Regions from separate parts of the Homo sapiens genome. Here regions 2 and 3 are each linked to region 1. Evidence: chromatin loops called from intact Hi-C (ENCODE). Cell type or tissue: heart right ventricle. All regions are shown on one strand.

The links. Peaks named below come from ENCODE experiments on the same cell type or tissue, not always from the same donor. Only the 100,000 strongest peaks of a DNase experiment are listed, where the experiment ranks them.
Region 2: a loop joins it to region 1, with 2.1 times the contacts of the local background. A loop is called at or near these places in 8 of 110 quality-filtered maps.
Region 3: a loop joins it to region 1, with 3 times the contacts of the local background. A loop is called at or near these places in 8 of 110 quality-filtered maps.

What each region holds. Positions count from the first base shown.
Region 1 is chr7:51,117,398-51,125,397 of GRCh38, forward strand. The region is part of intron 6 of COBL (cordon-bleu WH2 repeat protein); the gene reads right to left. Among named protein-coding and RNA genes, the nearest start is that of COBL, 200 kb to the right of the region's middle. In heart right ventricle, a CTCF peak has its summit at 4,898; a DNase peak (open chromatin) is centred at 4,953; H3K27ac peaks cover 4,611 bases.
Region 2 is chr7:50,949,757-50,957,756 of GRCh38, forward strand. No RefSeq gene overlaps it. Among named protein-coding and RNA genes, the nearest start is that of GRB10, 170 kb to the left of the region's middle. In heart right ventricle, no CTCF peak of the experiment used is centred here; DNase peaks (open chromatin) are centred at 3,608, 3,879 and 4,246; H3K27ac peaks cover 2,178 bases.
Region 3 is chr7:50,958,834-50,966,833 of GRCh38, forward strand. No RefSeq gene overlaps it. Among named protein-coding and RNA genes, the nearest start is that of GRB10, 180 kb to the left of the region's middle. RefSeq lists an enhancer at 4,285-4,800. In heart right ventricle, no CTCF peak of the experiment used is centred here; a DNase peak (open chromatin) is centred at 4,318.

The DNA of each region.
Region 1 (8,000 bases):
TTTTCTCTTCTTCTTGAAACTGGATATTTCAAATTGATTTATTTTCAACTTCACTGCCTTTTTCTTTTGTTACCTTCATTCTGTTGTTGGGCCCATCAGTGAAATTTTTATATTGGCTATTGTGTTCTTCCATTCTAGAATTTCTACTTGGTTCTTATTTATAGTTCTTATTAACCATATGAGATTTTTTCTTTTTTTCATTCATTATGAGCATATTTCCCATTATGTTGTTACCACAGTTACAAGCAGTCGTAAAATTCTTATCTGCTAATTCCAACATCTCAGTCATCTACAGATTGGTTTCTATTGACTATCTTTTTCACATTTTCGAATAGGTCGCATTTTCCTGGTTCTTCATATGTTAAATAATTTTGGCCTGCATCCTGGACATTGTTGAGTGTTATGCTTAGGAGGTTCTAGATTCCCTCATATTCCTCAGGAGACTGTAAATTACTTTGTCTTCACGGGCAATAATAAGCTGACTGGATTCACTTTAAGTCCTGTTTCTTGAGCAGCAATCAAATCTCAGTTCAGCTCTTTAGTTCTTAGCCAGGCTGCTTGGTATCTGTCCTTTTCATGCATGGTTCAAGGCTGAGCCAGAGATTTAGCCAGAATTTATCCACAGAATTTATGGCTGTCCCTCTCTGGCTTTCTCCTTTCTAGTATTCTTTCCTCACTTTCCAGAGGGCGGTGGCTGTCCTGAATTCTGGCCACATAGTTCTGAATTAGGCTAGAACAAATGGGCACCACAAGTTACTTTCCTGAGTTTACATATAATCTATTGACTACTGTATTAATTTTCTGTTGCTGCATATCACATTACCATTAGCTTGGTAGTTTAAACACAAACACACACATTTGTTATCTCAGTTTCCAGCGGTTGGGAGTCCAAGCATGGCTTAGCCGGGTCCTCTGCTCAGGGTCTCACAAGGCTGCAATCAAGGTGTCAGCAGGCTGTGTTTCTATCTGGAGGTTTGATTGGGAAGGCTCAGTGGGGTTGTTGAAAATTGCTTCTCTGGCGGGTTCAAGACTGAGAGACTTGGCCTTTTACTGACTGTTAAGCAGAGACAATCCTCGCATCCTAGGGGCCACCTGCATTTCACAATCTTTTATAATCACAGGGAGTGACATCCCATCATCTTTGCCATATCTTGTAAGTTAGAAGCAAGTTCCAAATTCCAATTCACTCAAGGAGAAGGGCTCATACAAGGATGTGAATCACTGGGGGGGAGAGGGGGAGGGGTGTCACATTAGGGTGTGTTGGTCACGAAGACCAAAAGTATGTTTTACGCTTCTATAATCTGGGGCCCTTGGAGGTTCAATAACTTCCCCAAGGTTGTATAGGTTAGTGTTGGTGGAGTCTGGGATGGATTCAAATCCAGGCAAAGCCTATGTCCTCCAAATATCCCTCCTACATTCAACAAGCAAACTACGCTCTACACTGCTGGAGCAGGCTGGACCCAGCCACAGAGAGGAATCCACAGCCAGAGCACAGTATCTGCAAATCGATGCTGTCCAGCTTTCCTGCAGCCATGTGGGATGTCAGACCCATGTCTGCAGCTCAAAATACCCAAATATAAAATTAGTTTCCTCAGTCCCAGAGTCACTTGAAAACATCTTATTTTCTAATATACAATTAAAGTCACCAGAGATTACATCACATAGGAAAGTTTTACAAATGACACAGTTTAATTCAGACACATAAAAAGGTTAAAACATACCTACCAAAGTTACAGGGACATTATCTGACAAATACAGAGATTCTGTCAGTTTGGTTATAAACTAAGTTTCCCTGGTGATATTATTACCTCTTCTAAGGTACCATAGTATTTAGGCTACCTAATCTAGGTTCTCATTACCATATATATCCTAGTGATATATATGGCGACACATTTTCTAATAGTTTAAATAAAGAGGTAGCTCAATACTAAGGGAAACATTGGTTTTGTAAGTAACAGCTATAAAACCATCATCCTCTAAGAACCAAGGGAACCAAATTATTTTTGACAAACAAACTCACAGCTGGCTTGTGAGGGAAGTCCATTTACCTTGGGCCTGTGTTTGTAAAGTAAAAGGAGGAGGGAGCGAAGCTGTGTTCATGATTCAAGGCCCTTTTCCTCTAAAATTAGACACTGCACCACGAGCTTCTCTAATATGGAAACTGGGTAGTAAGTAAAGTTTTTAAGAGGAAAAACAAGATTTTTGTATCACAAATACAGGTCAAATGTCTGTGGAATTCAAGTCTTTATAGTAAGCCTGTGTGGTCCTCCACATCAACGGGTCAAATATTATTTAGATGTTCACCAAATTATTCCCATGACAAAACCATTCACTTAAAAATATTCATCAATATAGGACTTAAAATATTTGAAAATCTTTACTATTTTTGTAAGTACTATTACAAATTCTATTAATACATTAACTCTTCAAAACCTTAGTTAAGTAGATAGGTAAGGATATTATTTGACTTCTAAGGAAATAGAACTCAGAAAAGTTGATTGGCAAGTCCTTTTGAGTGACTTGCCCAAAGTTGTACAGAAGTTGTGAAAGGATGAGACAGACCACACAGCCTCTAAACCAGTAGATCTCATTAAATACAAGATGTCTGTTCTTAATTGTTGGCTCCCTCAGCAAAGATATGCTACATGCTTTCAGATTTTTGGCCACAGTCCTGTTTGGCAATCTTAATATATTGAAATAAGTAAATATAATAAATATGGTAGTATAGAAAAAATAGAAAACAACAGAATCCTTTATAACTCTAGCTTGCAAGGATCAAACAAGGGGGTCAAAACAGTGTTGTCAAATGGTATAACATACAAAGGAGAAAGAAAATACATGGAGAGGGAGGGTAAATGGCCTAAAATATAAGTTATTTCACTGTCAAATAAATTTACCCACTAAAAATGTTTCAGGCATCAGTGAACCTTCTTAGGTTCACTGAAAATATTTTACTCAAAAATATAACACACGTAAGGCATTTGGAGAAACTATATTTACCATATTTAAGTAAAAAGATCTTACTTAAGGTTATACCTTTTAAAGGAAGTGGTTAAATAATTTTTTAAATTTTATCATTAATTATGGTAAATACACATACTATAAAATTTACCATCTTAACCACTTTTAATTGTACAGTTCAGTAGTGTTAAGTACATTCACATTGTTGTGCCACCAATCTCCAAAACTCTTTTCATCTTGTAAAACTGAAACTCTACCCATCCCACAATAACTCCCCAATTCCCACCCCCCAGGCCCTGGCAACCATCATCCTACTTTTTGTCTCCATGAATCTGACTACTGTAAGTGCCTCATCTAAGTGGAATCACATGGCATTTGTGTATTTGTCTTTTTGTGACAGGCTTGTTTCACTTAGCATGATGTCTTCAAGGTACATCCATGATGATGCATGTATCAAAATTTCCTTCCTTTTAAATGTTTAAGTATTTATTTTTGTATTATTACAGAATAATATTTCATTGTAAACAAATGAACAAACCACAGTTTATCTATTCATCCATCGATGGACACCTGTGTTACCTCCATGTTTCAGCTATTATGAATCATGCTGCGATGAACATGGGTGTACAGGTATCTGTCTGAGGCCCTGCTTTCAATTATTTTGGATATATGCCCGGAAGTGAAATTGCTAGATCCTATGGGGAATTCTATTTTGGATTTTCTGAGGACCTGTCATACTGTTTTCCACAGTGGCTGCACCATTTTACACTCCCACCAACAATGCACAAGGGTTCCAATTTCTCTACATCCCCGCCAACGCATCTTTTCTTTTGTGTTTTTTCTCATAGCAGCCATCCTAATGGGTATGAGATGGTATCTCATTGTGGTTTTGATTTGCATTTCTCTTACGATTAGTGATGCTGAGCATCTTTTCATGTGCTTGCTGACTTGTATATTTTCTTTGGAGAAATGTCTATTTAAGCCCTTTGCTCATTTTTTAATTGAGTTGTTTGTTTTTTGTTGTTGAGTTGAAGGAGTTCTCCATACAACACATCCCTTATCACATACATAATTTGCAAATATCTTCTCCCATTCTGCGGGTTGCCTTTTTAATCTGTTGACTGTGTCCTTTGGTGCACAAAAGTAAAAGCTTTGCAGATACTAAAATTTTGTAAGTTTGGTTGAGGAGTAAATCAAATGTCTTTGAAGCTGAAGGTTAGTTAACCACAATGAACCCAGAGCAGTCAAGGCTGAGTTCAGAATGTAAGTTCAAGACGAGATGGTGCCTAGGAGGCTCTGCACCCAGCTTCAGTTTCCAAATCCTGAACAGTGCCTCAAAGACAGGAATTGGATCTTTTTACACTGCTGCAAATTTAAAATCCTGATTTATATTTGAAAACCCACTTTTCTGATTGTGGATTATCAAGGTGGCTGGACAGAATCATGAATATACATATAAAGTTGCAAAATGTAAAGGTGAGAGAAATAATGAACTCACTCTTCCAGCAGTTTCCCTTCATAGTGAAAAACATACTGACTGTTGACGTGACTGACAGGCAAAACCAAAGTGACAAAGTATGACGAAGTACAAGGATAAGAACAGCATACTTAAATGATGGATATTTGAACAGCATAACTCTCTAACACAAAGCCAGCTTCCCACTTCCTCCATGTTGCTAAACTGTCAACGTGCAGGAGAGTGGCGAGCTCACCTTTCATTTTGATTTTATCACAGAGAGCTCCCATACAATGTCACACTCTAGTGAGTGTTAAAAATACTTAAGACTCTAATCTCCTTCAAACAACACTTGCTTCTTTAGCCACAAGTGTCAGAGAGGAAACGATCCACAAACAAAAGGTAGACGTTAAGCAACTAAAATAGCTCCAGCTTCCTTTCTCTGCACACTGGCGTTAGCTGCCCGGCTATTTCCACCAAGGAGGATCCTTGCAGCCTGGCTGTTTTCACAGGCTCTGCAGTGGGAGGTGCCACAGGTTCCCAGGGATGTTTGTGTCGGACAGGAACTCGGCTTCCTTTGTGCCTCTGAACACAATGCTGTCCTCATCTTCACCATCTCCAGGATGGGAGGAGGCAGCTGGACGCCAGAGATGATCTCTGCAGCACTTCTATTTCCCCAGTATTTTTAGAAAGGTTGTTTTGTACCATCATAAGTGTTGTTTTTTCGTCTCCACATTGTAGAATATAAATACAACCTATACTTGGCTGTTTATTACAAAATGCATTAGTATCAATTCAGTTATTTAGCTCTTTGCTAGTTTTGTTAATTTACTAAAATGGCAGATATGCTTTACATCTGGCACATTTAACATTTAAATGTCAGGCCAGGCACAGTGGCTCACACCTGTAATCCCAGCCCTTTGGGAAGCCGAGGTTGGTGGATCACCTGAGGTCAGGAGTTCGAGACCAGCCTGTGCAACATGGCAAAACCCTGTCTCTACTACAAACACAAAAATTAGCAGGGCATGGTGGCGCATGGCTATAATCCCAGCGACTCAGGAGGCTGATGCAGGAGAATCGCTTGAACCCAGGAGGAGGAGGCTGCAGTAGGCTGAGATCGCACCACTGACTGCACTCCAGCCTGGGCGACAGAGCGAGACTCCATCTCAAAAAAAAAAAAAAAATTGAATGACATAATTATTTTTGTAAAATGTAGACTCAAAGACAGTTTAGTTAGGCCTGAAAGAATCCTACTTGTTTTATTTGTTGTCCCTATCAAGACTTTTAAAGTCTCATAACATACTGTATGAGCAGACAGACAGATTTTTGGAAGTTGGGTAAAGCCAAAACAAAAGGAAGCATCTCAAAAAACAGGCAGATATCCGTATCTGAGCAAAACTGACAGATATATTTACAATGTATTTGGCTATGCCTACAGTAATGGCTTGGCAGTTCATGCCTTTTAACATGAATTTGACATGGGTTCCAGACTTCTTGAGTTTATGTATATTTGGAGCTGGCTAGCCTGATGAAGTTAACCCCATTTACTAAGTAGTTCCATCAAGGGAACAGAGTTCTACAGAACAAGAGCCTTGTATCCCTTGTCGCTAACTTGCCAGTTTTGCTTAATTTTTTTGACAAGAGGCCATGTGTGGAGGTGAACCAATTCTTTCATTTTCTGCCAGGATGTTTCAACTGCAGTAGGACTTTCTGCACAAGCAGAACAGGCTGCTGAGAAAGAGCACCATGAACAGACAGTGCTAAGAAAACACTCCAGTGAAAAATTCAAGGAGGCTGTGAATGATGGAGCAGGGGTACATTTTTCCTTCAAGAAGATGCATACAATTGTTTTTAAATCTTTGAGTTTTGATTCTCAACCAGCAAATGCATGACTTCCCTGTCAATGACGAGTAAATGAGTCAAACATTTTCTTCATTTCAGAATCTCTATGTCTAACAAGATCATGTTGAAGTGACTCATTGCAGTGCTACGCCATGTGACAGCACCATGCCACCTCCTCACCCACATCACCCCAGGCAGAGGCTGCAGAGCCACAGTCACCCTGCACCCCCCTCTGCCAAGTGTTACACAACTCTCTTGGATTGAATCAGCATCAATGCATGATGGCTCCATGCAGAAAAGACATCAGACAGGCCCATATTCTGTTGCTTACTGGCAGTAGTAGCAGCCCTGGGACCTCACTTTCCCTTTGTAAACCTCAGTGTCCTCATTGGTAAAATGAAGATAACAGAACCTGCCTTATAAGGATATTGTAAAGATGAAGTTATATGAGATGATGTGCATAAAAGTCCTAGCAGAGTGCCTGGGATGCAAGAAGAACTGAACTGTTGCTGGGTCTCTCTAATTGCTATTGTGCTTAACTTGGGACCTGCATCATGGGACCAGTTGGCCGACGACTGGATGACGGTGCCTTTGCTGTCTTCCTGCTGGCCAGTGTACTTCCACATGCAATTTGTCTGGCACAATGGCCTTTCATTAGCAATCTAATTCATTAGCAATTGGAGATTAGCAATCTCCAATTGATTTAGCAATTAAAATATGACCAGCAGAGATGAATAACTTCTGTCTGCTTGGACTTCTTCCATGAGTTGCATGCCACTTACCAAGAAAGAATTTGGAAGTGACACCCTCACCCAGTGTATCTCTGGCTCCCAACTGGAATGAGATGGCCTTTCCAACACTGATGGCTTCTCTGGGATGGGAATTAGACTGGAACCATACAAACTAATGTTGCTAGTGGGAACTTCCCATGGCGACGGCTGCTGCCACTGTCCTGGACACCTATGTCGTAATCTACCCAAAAGACAAGCGTTCTCTGTATTTTGGGGACATAAAGTGCTCCAATTCAGTGCTGAGTGCCTTCAAAGGGCTGAGTCTTACACACCCTTCAGTTCCTCATGGAAACTATTCTGCCTGTAGACAGGAACCCCATTTTCCTTTGTTATGATCTGAATTTGTTTCCAATTTTTTTTCTTTCTTTCTTTCTTTATTTTTGTTTTTTCTTTGACAGAGTCTCACTCTATTGCCTAGGCTAGAGTGCAGCGGCGTGACCTCAGCTCATTGCAACCTCTGTTCAGGTGATTCTCGTGTCTCAGCTTCCTGAGTAGCTGGGATTACAGGCATATGCCACCACATCCAGCTAATTTCTTCGTATTTTTAGTAGAGACAAGGTTTTCCCATTTGGCCAGGCTGGTCTTGAACTCCTGACCTTAAGTGATCTATCAGCCTCAGGCTCCCAAAGTGCTGGGATTACAGGCGTGAGCCACGGTGCCTGGCCTCTCCCACCAAAATTTGTGTGTTGAAGCCCTAATCCCCAGTGTGTGACTATATTTGGAGATGGGGCCTCTAAAGAAGTAACTAAATTAAAATGAGGTCATTAAGGTAGGCTCTAATCCAATATGACTGTACTTATAAGAAGAGGAAGGGACACCTGGGATGCACAGGTACCACAAAGGCCCTGCAAGGCCACGGCAGCAAGACAGCTGTCTGCAAGCCAAGGAGGAGCCTCAGGAGGAACCAACCTTGCTGACACCTTGGTCTTGAACTTCCAGCCTCCAGGACT
Region 2 (8,000 bases), 170 kb before region 1:
CTCACCTATCGTAATAACCTTGAATATAAATGGATAAATTCCTTACTTAAAAGATATAGACTGGATGAATGGATTTTTAAAAATTACCCAACTATATGCTGCCTAAAAGAAATGTCAGCTGAAAAGACACATAGACTAAAAGTGAAGGGATGCAAAAGGATATTCCATGCAAACAGAAGCCAATAGCAAGCAGGAGTAGTTGTATGTACATCAAATAAAACACTTTAAATTAAAAACTGTAAAAAGAGACAAAGATGGTCATTGCACTATGATCAAGATTCATTCAGCAAGAGGCTACAACAATTGTAAATATATATGCACCTAATAGCAGTGCACCCAGATATATAAAGCAAATATTACTAGATCTAAAGGCAGAGATACACTCCAATAAAATAAGAGCTGGAGACTTGAACACCCCACTCTCAGCATCAGACAGGTGACAGAAAGTCAACAAAGAAACGTTGGATTTAAACTGCATTGTAGACAAAATGGACCGAACAGACAATTACAAACATTTCATTCAACAACTGCAAAATGTGGTCTATCTTTCATCAGGATTGACCACATGGTAGGCCACAAAAGAAGTCTCAACACATTTAAGAGAATTGAAATCATATTGAGTGTCTTTTCTGACTGCAATGGACTAAAACTAGAAATCAATGAGAGGTACTTTGGAAAATGTACAAATATATGGAATTTAAACAACATGTTCCTGAACACCAAATGGGTCAATGAAGAAATTAAGAAAGAAATTTTTAAAAATTATTATAAATGAAAATAGAAACACAATTTACCAAAACTTTGGAGATACAATAGAAGCAGTATTAAGAGGGAAGATTAGAATAATAAACTCCTACATCAACAAAAGTAGAACGATTTCAAATAAACAACCTAATGATACATCTCAAGGAACTAGAGAAAAGCAAGAACAAACTAAACCCCAAATTAGTAGAAGGAAACAAATAATACAGATCAGAGAAGAAATAAATGAAATTGAGACTAAAAGCAAAACAAAAGATCAATGACACAAAAAGTTGTGTTTTTTTTGGAAAAATAAAACCAACAAATCACTAGCTAGAATAACCAAGAAAAAAGAGAAAATACCCAAATAAATAAAACTAGAAATGAAAAAGGAGCAATTACACCTGATACCACAGAAATATAAAGGCTCATTAGAGACTGTTATGAACAATTATTTGCTAATGAATTTAAAAACCTAGATGAAATGGATAAATGTCTGGTTACATACAACCTACGAAGCTTGAACCAAGAAGAAATAAAGAACTTAAACAGACCAATTGTGAGTAATCAGAGAGAATATATAATATAAAGTCTCACATTAAAAAAAGTCCAGGAGTGAGGGCATCACAATTCCTGACTTCAAACTATATTGTAAGACTGTAATAACCAAAACAGCATGGTATTGGTACAAAAACAGACATATAAGCCAATGGAACAGAATAGAAAACTCAGAAATAAAGCTGCATGTACATGTTTTTTTAATTACATTTATTTGTAAATTGCATTACTGATGAATTATATTTTAGGACAGTAGAGTGGCAATTTAAAATAGTTATTTAACAATGGGGTGGTTTATGTGATAGGTTTGAGAAAGTTGACTTATGAAGCTGTATGCCTATTAATAATGAAGAACACACACATAAAACACACACACGGGAATAACCAAGAAACTTGTCATCTAGCTCTTGAATCAGAGATTTCTCCATTATCAATACCAGCAGAAGTCTTGAACCATTAGCATGCTATGGGATCTTGGACTGGGACCATCAAGGGGCAAGAAAAGGACAATGACAAATTTATTAAACAGGAAGAGGTGGGGAGGAGAGAGGGAAAGAGAGAGAAAATCTTTCCAACTCAAAATGTGTATGAAATAAAAATTTAGAAACTCTTGGGCAAATTTCACAATAGAAAATTCTGATAATCAACTCAACTTGGTAAAATTAGTTTTGGTTAAATGAAAAGAATAATCTGACAAAGACTTCAACGTGAGTTTTTGGAATTGCTTAGAGTTGTAACTGTAGATATACATAATAATCCAAACTATGACTAAAACCAGATAGAAATTATAAATATACTTTTGTATGCAAAAAAGTACTAATTAGACATCCTTAATTGAAAAATATGGTCACAGGAATGCCTGTGCTGACAAGAGACACGAATTCTGAAAAAATTTTCTGACTTTTCTACAGCTTCTCACAATTTGCCAAGTTCCACCTGGTAAGGGCAGACACAGATAAGGAGAGCAAGGGAGAACATCCTTCTCAAAGACTCCCCTACCTAATTTTCCTAGAAAAATCTACTAAGAAGAGAACTGGCATGAAACCCTGCCCTTTACTATGAAATTATTCCTGGATGTGAATATTTAGAATTTCTACCATAGCAAACAATTTTCCTGAGTTAAAAATTGTTTCTAATGGCAAACAGTCCTTTTTTTTTTTTTTGCAAGTGAAAGGCTTTGTAACCTCTAAATAGTGTCCTTCACAATTAAAAACACAGGCTTTGGGGCTGGGTAGACCTGGGTTTGCTTCCAGCTTTGCCTTTTACTCAACATGAGGTTGTAGGCAGTATTTGTGTGCTCTATATTTCCTTATCTGTTAAGTGGGGACATCGACTACCACTTAGCTTGTAGAGACACTGAGGACTAAAGAAGTAATGCATGGGAAGTCTTCTTTTTGCAAATTTGGTTTCAGTGCAGGTAGAAACTCTCTTACTCAGGGTCAAGCTGGAATGCCTTGGACATTACTACCTGCTTGAGCCTTTTGTGTGACAGGAACTGATGCCAGCATTGTTCATTTACCTCTTTTACTTGCTACTTAATCCAGGCCTGTCAAGGACTCCCCATGTAGATGCAGCCAAACACGCCTGAGAAGATGCCAGCTGAATAAAGCCCTCACCATCCCCTTCACTGTTTCCTATTGTTTGTATTTTGATAATCTCACAAGCTCACTACAAACTTTCACTATTTAAAAAGTGCTCTGTTAAGCAATGAGAAGTCACATGCACATTAGAGAGCTGATTTTTGAAACTGAGAGTTGGCTGTGGGTGCCGGCATTGGCAGTGTAGATGTGGAAGCAGGTACCTGCCCGGGGGGAGCAGGGCTGGTCCATGCACAGTTCTATGGGAAGGATTTGAGGACTTCTCTGTGAGAGGTGCCATCACATTTTAATTACCACCAAGCTTGCTTGGCAATGCGTCCTTTCTTGGCAACATGTGAAAAAATAATTTTGCAAACTGGAAGGCAGACTGGTGGTTGAATTCTTCTTTGAAAAAGAGACTCTGTGGTGCCCAGAGGGAAATGATATTTTAAGCTTGCCACAGGGCTCCATGTTGCACTGAGAAAGACATTTCTCCATGCTATTTTGTGCTCCACAAAGCACTGGGAAAGTCAAGGCACACATGAGAACAAAACTTTCGCAGTGGGGAGTAATTTGAGATTACATCCTTGGGCCTGAAGGAAAACCTTGAGATGACCATAGTTTGTACTGATTCCCTTTTCCCAGGCTCCTGTGCTGGTAACATGGACAGGGGTTTGTCCTTCTCCACCTGCCTCTGCCAAGCACTTCTTGGCCGGACTCTGTCTCTCCACACCACCTGGGGCAGTCTGGACTCCCAGAGCGTGGGAGAGTTTTGTCACTTGCCTTACACAGATAACATAAATAAAATGTTTTCCAAAGCAGACAGACACTTGGGTAATTCTTTTGGAACACTTAGTTCATGACGTTCCAGTAAATTATTGCATCAGTGGAGAAGAATGGTGCAGGGCACGAGGGAAAACTTTAAAAGAAAAGTACAAGAGCGAGTTTAGGCAGATTAGCAAATGGCAGAACAGCCACGGCCAACCAATGGCCACAGGTCATTGCAACCTGTGGGGGGCTCCACTGTGGAGGGAGAGAAGTGCTCCATGCATATGTCTCTGTCCTGCCATGCATGCTCCTAAGACACTTGGAGTGCTTTGGAGGCCAATAAACAAGGGGGACACCCCAGCTCCTTTAAGGGCTGGAGGAAAGAATTGAGTATTGAACTCAATGATCTTTTAAAAATCAGGAATAAACCTACATTATTGTCCTCCAGTCCCCTAATCGATGGCACAGATGTGGGAAAGAGCTTGGCTGAAAGTGCTATGAAGACTTCCTGAGTCTTTTCCTCAGCTTCCTTTGTGTGCTGCAAAGCTAGACTGAATGAGCACCCAGAGAGAGAGGGGTGACTCACGTAGGTCAGGAAGCTGGTTTCAGTGGCTTGAGGGACTGGTCTCTGCCCCTATTGTGAGTGAGACTGATGGAGCTACAGGACAGACAAAGGTCAGTCTAACCCCCTCAGGCCTTTCTTACTCACCAGGCTGGGTCAGGCAGTGAAATTAGGGCCCAGTCACTGTGCCTTATTTCACTTTTCCTGGCTCTGCAATGTAGACGGCAACTCCTGAATGATTAAGTAAATTCTCCCTTACACTTTTCTAGTGAGTTTTATGTTGGGGCTAAAGGTGTATATCTGGGCCATTCCCTTTGACCAGTGTCTTAGTGATTTGTAGTTTGAGATTAGGTAGAAAACTGATTTTTTCCTTTCTTAATGGAAAGAAACAGGTGCAATAGAAAACACGTTTCAGTCTTAAAACGTCTGCAGCACCTCCTGTGAGTACTGATGGTTGGTTCATACCCATCTGGTGAATGCCACAGGTGGCTTCAGGGGAGAAGGGAGGCTGTGTGGGAGCCATGCTTGAGCAGTAAAGACCCAGGCCTCGGAGGCAGGCACTTGGAGCTCCCCACGCACTGGCTGGGGCAACCTAGGGGATGTTGCCTGACCTTTCTGAGTCTCCCTTTCCTCATTTACAGAATGCAAACTGTACTAATAGTGCCTATTGCACAGGGTTATTGGGAGAGTTAACAGTGATAGAGCTGAGTCTAATTTTTACCCTTAGCCCGTGCCTGCGTGTGAGTGAGCTCTACTGTTAGTATTGGTGATCATACAAGTATTAGTATTTGCATGGCTGGAGGTATTCGATAGCAGCAAATCCCCAATTCTGAGAATAAGACTGCCCCCGAAGCTTCTCTGTGAGGATCTGTCCAATGGTCACAGGAGGAGGAAGTCTGGCCCAGGGACAGGACAAGGATGCAACAGGAAGACCAAATGGCCCCATTGGGACTCATGCCCAGCTCCAGGGGAAACAGGAACTTCTATGACTCTGCTTCTGCCTATGTCACAAGTGCCTGAACAACTTGCTAAGAAGGCCGGGCAGATGAACCAGCTTGTTCCAGGCTCTCTCAGTGCACCCGATGGGCAGACATCTGCATCGAGTCCAGGGGGATCCCTGATCCCAGGTTCCTCTGCCCAGCCCTGTGAGGCCCATGCAAGAGGGCAGGGCTGAGGCTGGAACAGTGAGCGCTGCAAAGTGTTGCAGAAGAACGATTTTCAGTAGGAAAAGGGGAGCAGCAAGAAGATCTAACTAGTGGTGTTTGTATGTGGTGTATATACCTCAATTATAGTTCACGTAATCCCAGCACTTTGAGAGGCTGAGGCGGGCGGATCACCTGAGGTCAGGAGTTCGAGACCAAACTGGCCAACTTGATGAAACCCCATCTCTACTAAAAATACAAAAATTAGCTGGGCATGTTGGCGGGCATCTGTAATCCCAGCTACTCAGGAGGCTGAGGCAAGAGAATCGCTTGAACCTGGGAGGCGAAGTTTGCAGTGAGCCGAGATCGCACCATTGCACTCTGGCCTGGGTGACAGGAGTGAAACTCCATCTCAAAAAAAAAAAGAAAGAAAGAAATACCTGAGTCTAGGTAATTTATAAAGATAAGAGGCTTCATTGGCTGATGATTCTGCAGGCTGTACAGAAAGCACAGCAGGGACATCTGCTCAGCTTCTGGGGAGGCCTCAGGGAGAATTTACTCACGGCAGAAGGTGAAGGGGGAGCAGGCACCTCACATGGCAGAGCAGGAGCAAGAGAGAGAGAGCGAGTGGGGAGATGCCACACACTTAACCAGATCTCCTGAGGACTCACTACCATGAGGACAGCACAAAGCAATGGGGGGTCCACCCCTATGAGCCAAACATCTCTGGCCAGGCCCCATCTCTGACACTCGGTGTTACATTTTGATATGAGATTTGGTGGGGACATATATTCAAACTACATCAGCAGGCTAAAGAGAGTTTTTTCCCAGAAGGGTCCCTTTGTATGGCAACTGCCCTTCCGGTGGGGCCTCGCTGCCAGGCACCAGGTCTGACCTTGCAGAAGTGCCATCTTGGTGAGATTCCTGGTTGCAGGATGTAGTGGCAAACCTCAGGGCAGAAAAGGAGTGGGTGTGAGGACACTCATGGGAGAGCCAGTCTCAGAGAGAAGGTGGGAATGGAAATTGTCCTGGGGTCTGAGAGCAGGAGCAGCCATCTATCTTGTACTACAAGACAGGACGCAGAGGGAGGGGAAGGGTGTACTGCTGGGGGCTACAGGGGTGCTGGGGGTGGAGCAGCAGGCAGAACAGAGGTAGGAGGCTGCTCCCATTGCTGCGAGATGCCCCTCCTCCCGCTGTTCTGGCTTCGGAGCCCTGTGGGGTGGCAGGTCGGGAGGTGTCCATCCAGCTGACCTGGGGCAGGCGTCCGTGCCCTGGAAGTGGGTGATGGAGAAGGCGGAAACACTCCTCTGCCCTAGCTTTCAATGTATGAAATACTACTGTGTCCAATACCACAGGAGGTAGCAAACCTCCCTCTGGAGGAAGATCAGAGGAGATCAGAAGCCAGAGAGAGAAAATACCAACAAAGGGTCACTATAGTCAAGGAGTCTGGAACCCATGAAAGAGTACACGCCCCGACTTACATGAAGACAACACAAGGGCACACACAGGTGCACCTTGTGAGACTGTCTTTCTTAGTATTTTTAAACCTTGACCATGCACATTTCAGCATGTCCTCTTGTCGCGTGAGAGGGAACAGTACGCCACACTCCTCATCCCTATCGCACCTGCCAAAAGTGAAGTTGCACAACAGTCATTCTAGGAGTGATGGTAGGGCTTTTAGCTTTAGGTAATGTGAGACGATTTTGCCCAATGCTGTACTTTACAAATAAGGAGACAAAGGACTTCCAATTTGTCTGAGGATTCACAGGGTCAGAGCCACCCTCCTTTCTGCTCTCCCAACCTCAAAGCATTTTTTTCACCTCAAGCAGTGAAAAACTTGGTACATTCTATAATTGGGTATTTTCAATCATGCTTGACATGTCTGCAAAAACTTCACACTTCACTTGATGACTTCTGACCTCTTTCTCTTACGGCTTCTGAGACACTCTATCTTTGGCCTTGTGCAGTTGCACTGTGATTTTTCTAGGTGTGGACTTCCTTAATTTTCCTTCTAGGGATGCACTAGGCTTCTGAAATGGGTGGATTAATGTCTATGCTGGGTAGAATGGTGTTCCCCCACCAAAATACGAGTCCGCCTGGAACTTCAGAGTTCATGACCTTATTTGAAAACAGGGTCTTTGCAGCTGTAATTAATTAAGATGAGATCATCTTTCGGTGAGCCCTCAACTTTTTATGGAAAGTAAAGCTTGTTGCTGATGAACATGGACTTAGGAGATTTCCAAGCAAAGTGTTGAAGTCATGTCCTGGTTTCTCCTTGGTGCTTAAAGTAAAATGTAGGAGGAAAGACTCAGATCTGAGAAGGAACCGAAAAGAAAAGGAATTACCAGGAGCCATCAGAAGCTGGAAGAGGCCCGGAAGGGTTCTTCCCTAGAGCCTTCAGAGGAGTGCAGACCTGCTGGCCCCTCGAGTGTGGACTTCAGCCCCCAGAAATGTGAGATAAGACATTTCTGTTGTTTTAAGCCACCAAGCTTGTGATAATTTGTTATGGCAGCCCTACCGGGCTAAGACAATGCCTTTCAGTGGCTCAGGAAACGTCTCAGCCATTACCTCTTTAAATATTTGTTCAGCCTCATTTCCTCTCCTTTCCTGCTGGGACTCTGAGTAGATGTATGCAATTTCTTTTTACTCATC
Region 3 (8,000 bases), 160 kb before region 1:
GTTGCTCTGCAAATTCTGCTCATTCTTCAAATGCACTTTTAGTGGGAAAAGTCTCACTTCACAAGAACTCAGAACACTTTGAATCTTATCTGACTTTTGCAGCTCATGTGTGAATTTATCCCCTAATAGAATTATCCTCTAAAATCTCCATCCACCCATCCATCCATCCATGCATCCATCAGTGAGCCTGTCCATAAACAGTTCATCCAGGAGGCCATATTTAGCTAAGAAGATGTATTTTCAGGGGGTGGTCAGGTGTGGGATGAACAAGAGTATGTAGGCGATGCTTTAGCCATAGAAGTCTCTTACTAAGGGGAGAAATACTTTTTGTTACTCTCCCACAAATAGCAGTTGGCTGAGTTTTATGCCAGCCTACAGTCCAAATTTAATCCTCACTGATAGGACCATATTACTCCAAATTTAATCAAAACCAAAATCAATTGTAGTGGTTTATCATCTCATATTTTAAAATGACAAAATCCAGCCAGAAATACTAAAGATTACAGCAATATAAAGCAGTCAGTAAGCAGCCTGGAGCCAAAAAGTTCATAGAAGTTAAAAAATCAGTAATTCACATATTCTCACTACATGTGTATTCTCACCTTGAATTCTCCAGAATGTAGAAGTGGGTGCCACAACAAGACATGAGCTAGTCTTGGGATAACCACCTCTGCTGCCAGGCCAAAAAGAAACCTCTGATCCCGGAGGGACCCTGTGCCATCCATCATCCAGTCTGCTCCTGCCCCTGCTCTGTGCTTCTGGGGCCCACCTGTGGGAGTGAGACCCCAGCTCCTCACTGTGCTCCTCATCCTGCAGCCTGCTGGGTCAGGCAAGGTATCCAATGCATGAACCGCGAGAGATTTGGAGAGACATCAACATCTAGAAAGGAAAGGAATTTGCATATGTAATTTGGAAGTCATGATTTTCCTGTCAAGTTTTCATGGCTGAATCCCTTCTGCAGAAATGGAAGACTTGACAGCAAAGATGTTTCCCCAGGCTCATCAACACTAAGCCCGTCCTTGCATGCAGAAGAGGCTCCCAGTCTCCATGGTCCTGGGACTCAGTGCTGCAAGTTGGGGGTCTGGTAGGTGGTCTGTACGCCCAAGGAGGGCCACACAGGTGCAGTGTGGATGCTGGCCCCTGTGCTGTGCAGCGTGACAGCCAGGACTCGGTGGGGTCTGGAGTGGCTTTCAGAGGAAGGGCCACAGAATTTTTATTAAAGGAGTGGTTCCCTCCACAGTCCTCCTCTGATCCTCACTTGCTCAGACATTCAGAGGAACAAGAATTCATGGCATTTGGCTTTTCTTTCTGTGCTTCAATCATCATCATCATGGTAACAGCAATAGAACCATTTCCTATTATTAGAGAGTTGAGGTCACATAACTGAGGTCACATAACATGAGACTGGTCAGTGGCTGAGCCCAGATCTGGATTCCAGGAGTCCAGCTTCAGAGTTCATGTACCTGCCCTTGTAGGTTGGGTCCTTGAATGTATGTGTGGTATCTGGGCATCCAAGGCTAGAAGCCATTCAAAATGTACTCCCAGGCCTCCCTGACCTTTCCCATCTCTGTTATATCAAGAGGGAGGTTTCCTTTCCATTCACCAACTATCGAGCACTTACTGTCTATTGAAGGAACTATCTTTGGTGCTGGAAATTAAATGTTGAACAAGAAATGAGAATCCTGCTTTTAAGTATTTCATGTCATAGTGTGCAGGATACACAGGGCAAACAGCCACAAAGAAGCAAGAGGATTCATAGTGATAGACTGTCTGCTGGAGGGGACACAGGGCGATCGCTGGAAAGCAGGGGAAGGTGGGGGACTGAGCAGGGCTGTGGCAGGGCCACTGTCCTTAGACATCAGGGAGGGGTCCTTCAAGAGAACAACATCCCATTGCAGGCCTCTCTGCAGTGAAGAAGCCAGCTGTAGGAGAGTGGAAGCAGCTGCGTCCAGCAGAGGCAAAGCTCCGGTGAAGATGCCCAGGCAGGACCCAGCTTGGCATGCTAGGGCGGAGCTTCCCAGACCCACCCCATCTTAGCCTGTTCAGGCCACTGTGACAAAGACACAGACTGGTGGGCTGAAACAACAGGAATGCATTCTCTCATGGTCCTGGAGGCTGGAAGTCCAAGATCAAGGTGTGGGCAAGGGGGTTTCTCCTGAGGCCTCTCTCCTTGGCTTGCAGACAGCCGTCTTCTCCCTGCGTCCTTACATGGACTTTCCGCCGTGTGTGTCTGTGTCCTCCTCTCTTTAAAAGGACACAGGTGCTACCAGATTAGGACCCGCCCTAATGACATCATTTAACCTTAATTACCTCTTTAAAGGCCTATCTCCAACACAGTCACACTGGGCTTAGGGCTTCAACGTATGAATTTTGGAGGACACAATTGAGTCTACTTAACATTGTTAAATGCGCGTTGCCAGGCACATCCCCAGAACTTCTGAGGCAGTAGGTCTGGGTTGAGATCCGAGAATTTGCATTTCTAGCAAGGTCCCAGGGGATGCTGATGCTGCTCATCCAGGGATCCCAGCTTGAGAAATATTTCAAAGTTTCCAGGAAGGCAACAAAGGCAGCAGCAGAAGGCGCCCTGGGAGATTGGGAAGGATATGGCTCAGGGCAGGAGGAGGAGGCAGACTCGTCAGGGTCCTGGGGTAAACGTAAGCGTCTGGATGTTCCTCAGAGGGTGGAAACCATGGGAGGGGAGGACCGGGGAGCGCATTTCACAGAGCCACATGCCAGTGCCCTATAGAGAAAGGCTCATAGGCGACAAGGGGGTCCAGGTGGGAAACTGAGGCAAGGGGTCCTGGCTGCACGGCTGGAGCCTGACCAGGTGGTGGAAAACCCGTGGGATAAGTGGATAGAGTTGGGGTATGTTTGGAAGACAGAGGCCCAACAGCTTTCTGGTTCCCTGGCTGGAGGAGGCAGGTGAAGAAAAAGTAGAAATTAAGGGTGTGTCCTAGGTTGGGGCTTGGGCATCTGAGTAAAGTTGACGCTGTTAACTGCAATGGGAAATACTGGCATAAAAACAGGTGTGGGGGAGAAAGTGGAGACTTCTGGCCTGGGCACATGAGGTCTGAGATAGTATAAGAGGTCAGAGGCTGGGTGTGGCAGCTCACGCCTGTAATCCCAGCACTTTGGGAGGCTGAGGCAGGTGGAGAACACTTGAAGCCAGAAGTTCAAGACCAGCCTGGCCAATGTGGTGAAACCCCATCTCTACTAAAAATACAAAACATAAATAAATAAATTAGCTGGGTGTGGTGGTGCACACCTGTAGTCCCAGCTACTCAGGAGACTGAGACAGGAGAATCTCTTGAACCTGGGAGGCAGAGGTTGCAGTGAGTTGAGATCATGCCACCGCACTCCAGCCTACACAACAGAGTGAGACTCTCAAAAAAAAAAAAAAAAAAAAGAGGTCTGAGATGTTACAAGATGTCCTGGCAGAGATTCCAATCTTGAGTCCAGACTGGAGAGGGAGGCTGAGAGGCTGGGGGAGAGGGTCCATAGAGCTATGGGTACAAGTGAGCCAGAACACCAAGGCAGGGAGTGAGGGCCGGGATGGAAGGAAGGCTGGGAGGGAGCCCTGGGCATCCAGCACCCAGAGGGTGAGGAGGGGAGGGGAGCCGCCAAAATGTGTGCCGTTCAGGAGGAAACCCGCGGAGTGTGAGTCAACCAGCAAAGCCTTTCAAGAGGACCAGAGTGGCCAGATGAGTGCACAGCCCCTAAGGGATAGATTAGAATGAGGACTCGACCCATGGGAGGGCTGGACGCCCGACCATGTAGGCTGCAGCACATGTGAAGACCAACACCAGCAGTCTGACCACTGGTCAAAAGCATGAGATTTGGTATAAAGGAGATTTTTGTGTAAGCAATAGTTTCTGTTCCTCTTAGCCACATGATTTGAGAAAATTATTTAAATGACCCGAGCCTCACCTTCAACATGAGGAACATCATATTCCCTTTGATAAAATGTTGCTGGTGTAAGTGCTCCATAAATGACAGCTTTTATTAGCAGAAGCAGAGATAATCCAACTTCAATGGGAGATTAAACAACGACTTCTGTTTAGAGCTTTAAAATGAGTGAGATGTGTCCACCGCTGGGGTTCTTCTCTTGGTGCCTGCATTGCCCTGCAGGAAGCCTGGTGGTGGTGCCTGGTGTGGTCTGCCAGCTCTCAGCTGGGTGGGAAAGTGGTGCTGAATGGCCCCACCTCTGCTCTGGGTTTTGCCCCACAGGTCGCTGCAGGCCTGCCCCTGGGCTGTGCTGAGTCATCTCCGCAGGCAGGACCTCCCCAGGCAGGCACAAGGCACTGGGAGGTGCCGCCCCTTGGGCCCAGGCCAGTGGAGTTTTAATTGCTGCTCCTCTATTGTTGGCTCTGGTTCCGCTTCTGGAAGGTTTCCAGCCTTTGCTCCTGGGCTTTGGTCTCTTCAGGGAGCCTCCAGCTGCCTCTTTGTCATCAGTGAAGCCACTGAGACCTCCTCTTGGCCCTCCCCCTCCTCCTCCTCCTCCTCCTCCTCCTCATCTTTGCTGGATAATGAGGACTTCAGATCTTGTTTCTGAAGAGAGAGGCTGAGCTGACTTCTGAAGGGTGGAAGGCACCAAACAGGGAGAGGTTTCCAAATCTGGGGACACAGGACAACTGAGTCCCAAATTGTGAACACTTTATTTAAACCCTAAAGGACAGGTCTTTGAAGACTGACTACAGAGGCCACTCAAGGGGATGGAAAGAATATGGGCTTGGGAGGCACAGGCACCTGGGTGCAGACGCCTAACCAGTTCCATCAGGACCTGTGGCAGGTTGCCCACCTACACCAAGCCTCAGTTTCCCCATCTGTGGAGTGGACTGATGTCCACGTGCAAGCCATAGGAGAATTGCAGACAATGCATGAAAAGCATGGAGCCCGAGGGCTGGCTTTAGTGGGAGTCAAAACATGATCACTTTTTCTGTAAACTTTAATTTGGAGATAATGTCAAAGCTACAAAAATTACAAACAGAAAACTAGTACAAGGAACATCTGACTCCTTTATGCAAATCTCCCTTATTGCTGACATAAAAAATGGTAACGTGTTAAATCAATATTTTTAATGTTTAAGCTATTGCGTTGCAAAAACTTTACAGTGTGAACCCAGGCATGTCTCTCAATGTCTCTGAGACTGCCTTTGCTCATCTGTGAAGTGGGAAGGATGTTGTAGCATTTACACCACAGTGAGGGATGAGCAGGAACTTCTGGCCTAGCCACAATAACATAGCTGTCCTAACGAGGCAGGAAAATAGGGTCTGGAGGCAGAGAATATGAGGCTAGTTCACACTTGAGCTATAACAGGAAATATCCTCTCCATAGGGCATACACTATAAATGACTTTGTAACTTTATTTCATCCTCTCCCTTTACATGGGGTGTACACCAAGTCACCAATGTAATCCTCTAGTGGATATTTAAACTCAAAAAACCTCTGTAACAGGGCCTTTGATCCCCTATGCTCAGGCCCGCTCCCACATTGTGGAGTGTGCTTTCATTTTCAATAAAACCCTTCCCTCCTTGCTTTGTGCATTTTGTCCAACTCTTTGTTGAGGACGTCAAGAGCCTAGACACCTTCCACCATTAACATATTTTGGCGAGCCAGCCAGAAGGAAGAGATAAGCCCAAAGTTTGGGATTCATTTTTCTCCCTTTCCTTTCTGCTCCATTCAGGGGCTCTCTCTCTCTCTCTCCCTCTCTCTTTTCCTTTCCAACTTGGGACCCTTGGTGGGAAGCAGGTAAACATGGAAGCAACTGCAGGTTTCTGGCCATGGCCAGTGAAACTAAGGGGTTTCCATGTGGAGAAGGCTGACCGCCACCTCTTCATTAGCTTAAGGAACCTTGGTCTTTTTCATTTCCACCTTCCCGCCCCCCACTCCCATCCCACTTTCTTTTTCAGTCTTTCAGAGGCTGTTGCCTACTGGCTCCTTGGAAATTGAGGGCAATCGGCTGGGGTCACTCCCTAGTACTGCCTGAAGGCCTAAGAATGAATGGGTATAATTGCCCTGCCCCAAGTGGGAAGGAGTTGTTTTTTTATCTTTTCTTTTTTTGTTATTTCTTTCTTTCTTTCTTTCTTTATTTTTATTTTATTATTATTATACTTTAAGTTTTAGGGTACATGTGCACAATGTGCGGGTTAGTTACATCTGTATACATGTGCCATGCTGGTGTGCTGCACCCATTAACTCGTCATTTAGCATTAGGTATATCTCCTAAAGCTATCCCTTCCCCCTCCCCCCACCGCACAACAGTCCCCAGAGTGTGATGTTCCCCTTCCTGTGTCCATGTGTTCTCATTGTTCAATTCCCACCTATGAGTGAGAATATGTGGTTTTGGTTTTTTGTTCTTGCGATAGTTTACTGAGAATGATGATTTCCAATTTCATCCATGTCCCTACAAAGGACAAGAGCTCATCATTTTTTATGGCTGCATAGTATAGGCATGGGCAAGGACTTCATGTCTAAAACACCAAAAGTAATGGCAACAAAAGCCAAAATTGACAAATAGGATCTAATTAAACTAAAGAGCTTCTGCACAGCAAAAGAAACTACCATCAGAGTGAACAGGCAACCTACAAAATGGGAGAAAATTTTTGCAACCTACTCATCTGACAAAGGGCTAATATCCAGAATCTACAATGAACTCAAACAAATTTACAAGAAAAAAACAAACAACCCTATCAAAAAGTGGGCGAAGGACATGAACAGACGCTTCTCAAAAGAAGACATTTATGCAGCCAAAAAACACATGAAAAAATGCTCACCATCACTGGCCATCAGAGAAATGCAAATCAAAACCACAATGAGATACCATCTCACACCAGTTAGAATGGCAATCATTAAAAAGTTTTTTTATCTTTTCCAAGTGTGGTCCCTGATCCCTACATGCACCACAGCTCAGGGCAAACTCACATGTGTTTCAGGGGACATAAACTTTTCTTATGCTAAATTCTTTACTTATCATATTCAACTGGCTGAGGAACAAAAAGGCCCACCCGGCATCCAGTCCTTCTCATTACAGTTCATGGCTATTCCTATAAAGCTCATAGTAGGCTCTGGAGAGGAAAACCTGCATGTGGCACCCACCTGAGGCCAGAGACATCTGGAACTCTAAGATTGGACCCCACAGGAGGATGCTGTGTGGGTTCTGTGGATCCCAGCCACTCCAAAGAGGACACTCTCGGCAGAGGTTCTGAGGTCTAGTTTTAACCCTCCTCAGAATTTTCTCTCATAGTTGCAATGCTGTTTGGCCCTAACATTGTTTGGAATCTGGAGTTTACCGTTGAATGGAAAGTGGAATGGCATTGCATGTACCCAGGCTTCTGTGCTGCAGTTCTAAGCAGGGGGCCTGGTTAACGTGTGATGCCCTCCTTTGGTACAGTTTGGCCCAGTGCCCACTGGAGTCTGGGGAGGTTTGGCCTTTAAAAATCAAACTGCCTTGGAGACTGCTTTACCCGAAATTTTGGTTAAGTCTAAGCCATTTTCAAGTTCACGTGACTTAAAGTATTACTTTACTAAACAAACTAGCTTTAAGATTATTGGTGGAATAAAAATAGAAATGCCTTCAGAATTGTCAGCATACGTTTTGTCTGAATTTTATGTTTGTCTTTGCTAGATATTTTAAAATGTCAATGTTAATTCAAGCTGGGAGCTGCTTGGGGTGAGCCTGCCTCCCATTCTATTCAAAGTCTCACTGAGATAAATGCATATCTGGTCACTTCCTTTGGAAAGGCTCATCAGAAACTCCAAAGAATGCAACTGTTTATGATCTGAAAGCCCCCAAGTCCCCTCCTCACTTTGAGTTGTCCCGGACAAAACCAATGCTCATTTTACATATGTTAATTGATGTCTCATGTATCTCCTTAAAAGTAAAAATTTAAGTACAGTGAATGGGATAAATGTTTTAGGTAAACTTTTTGTGTAAATTAAAATCTTAAAGTTATTTTTAACACTCATTTAATATCTAGGTCATTTCCAATTAAGAAAGGGTT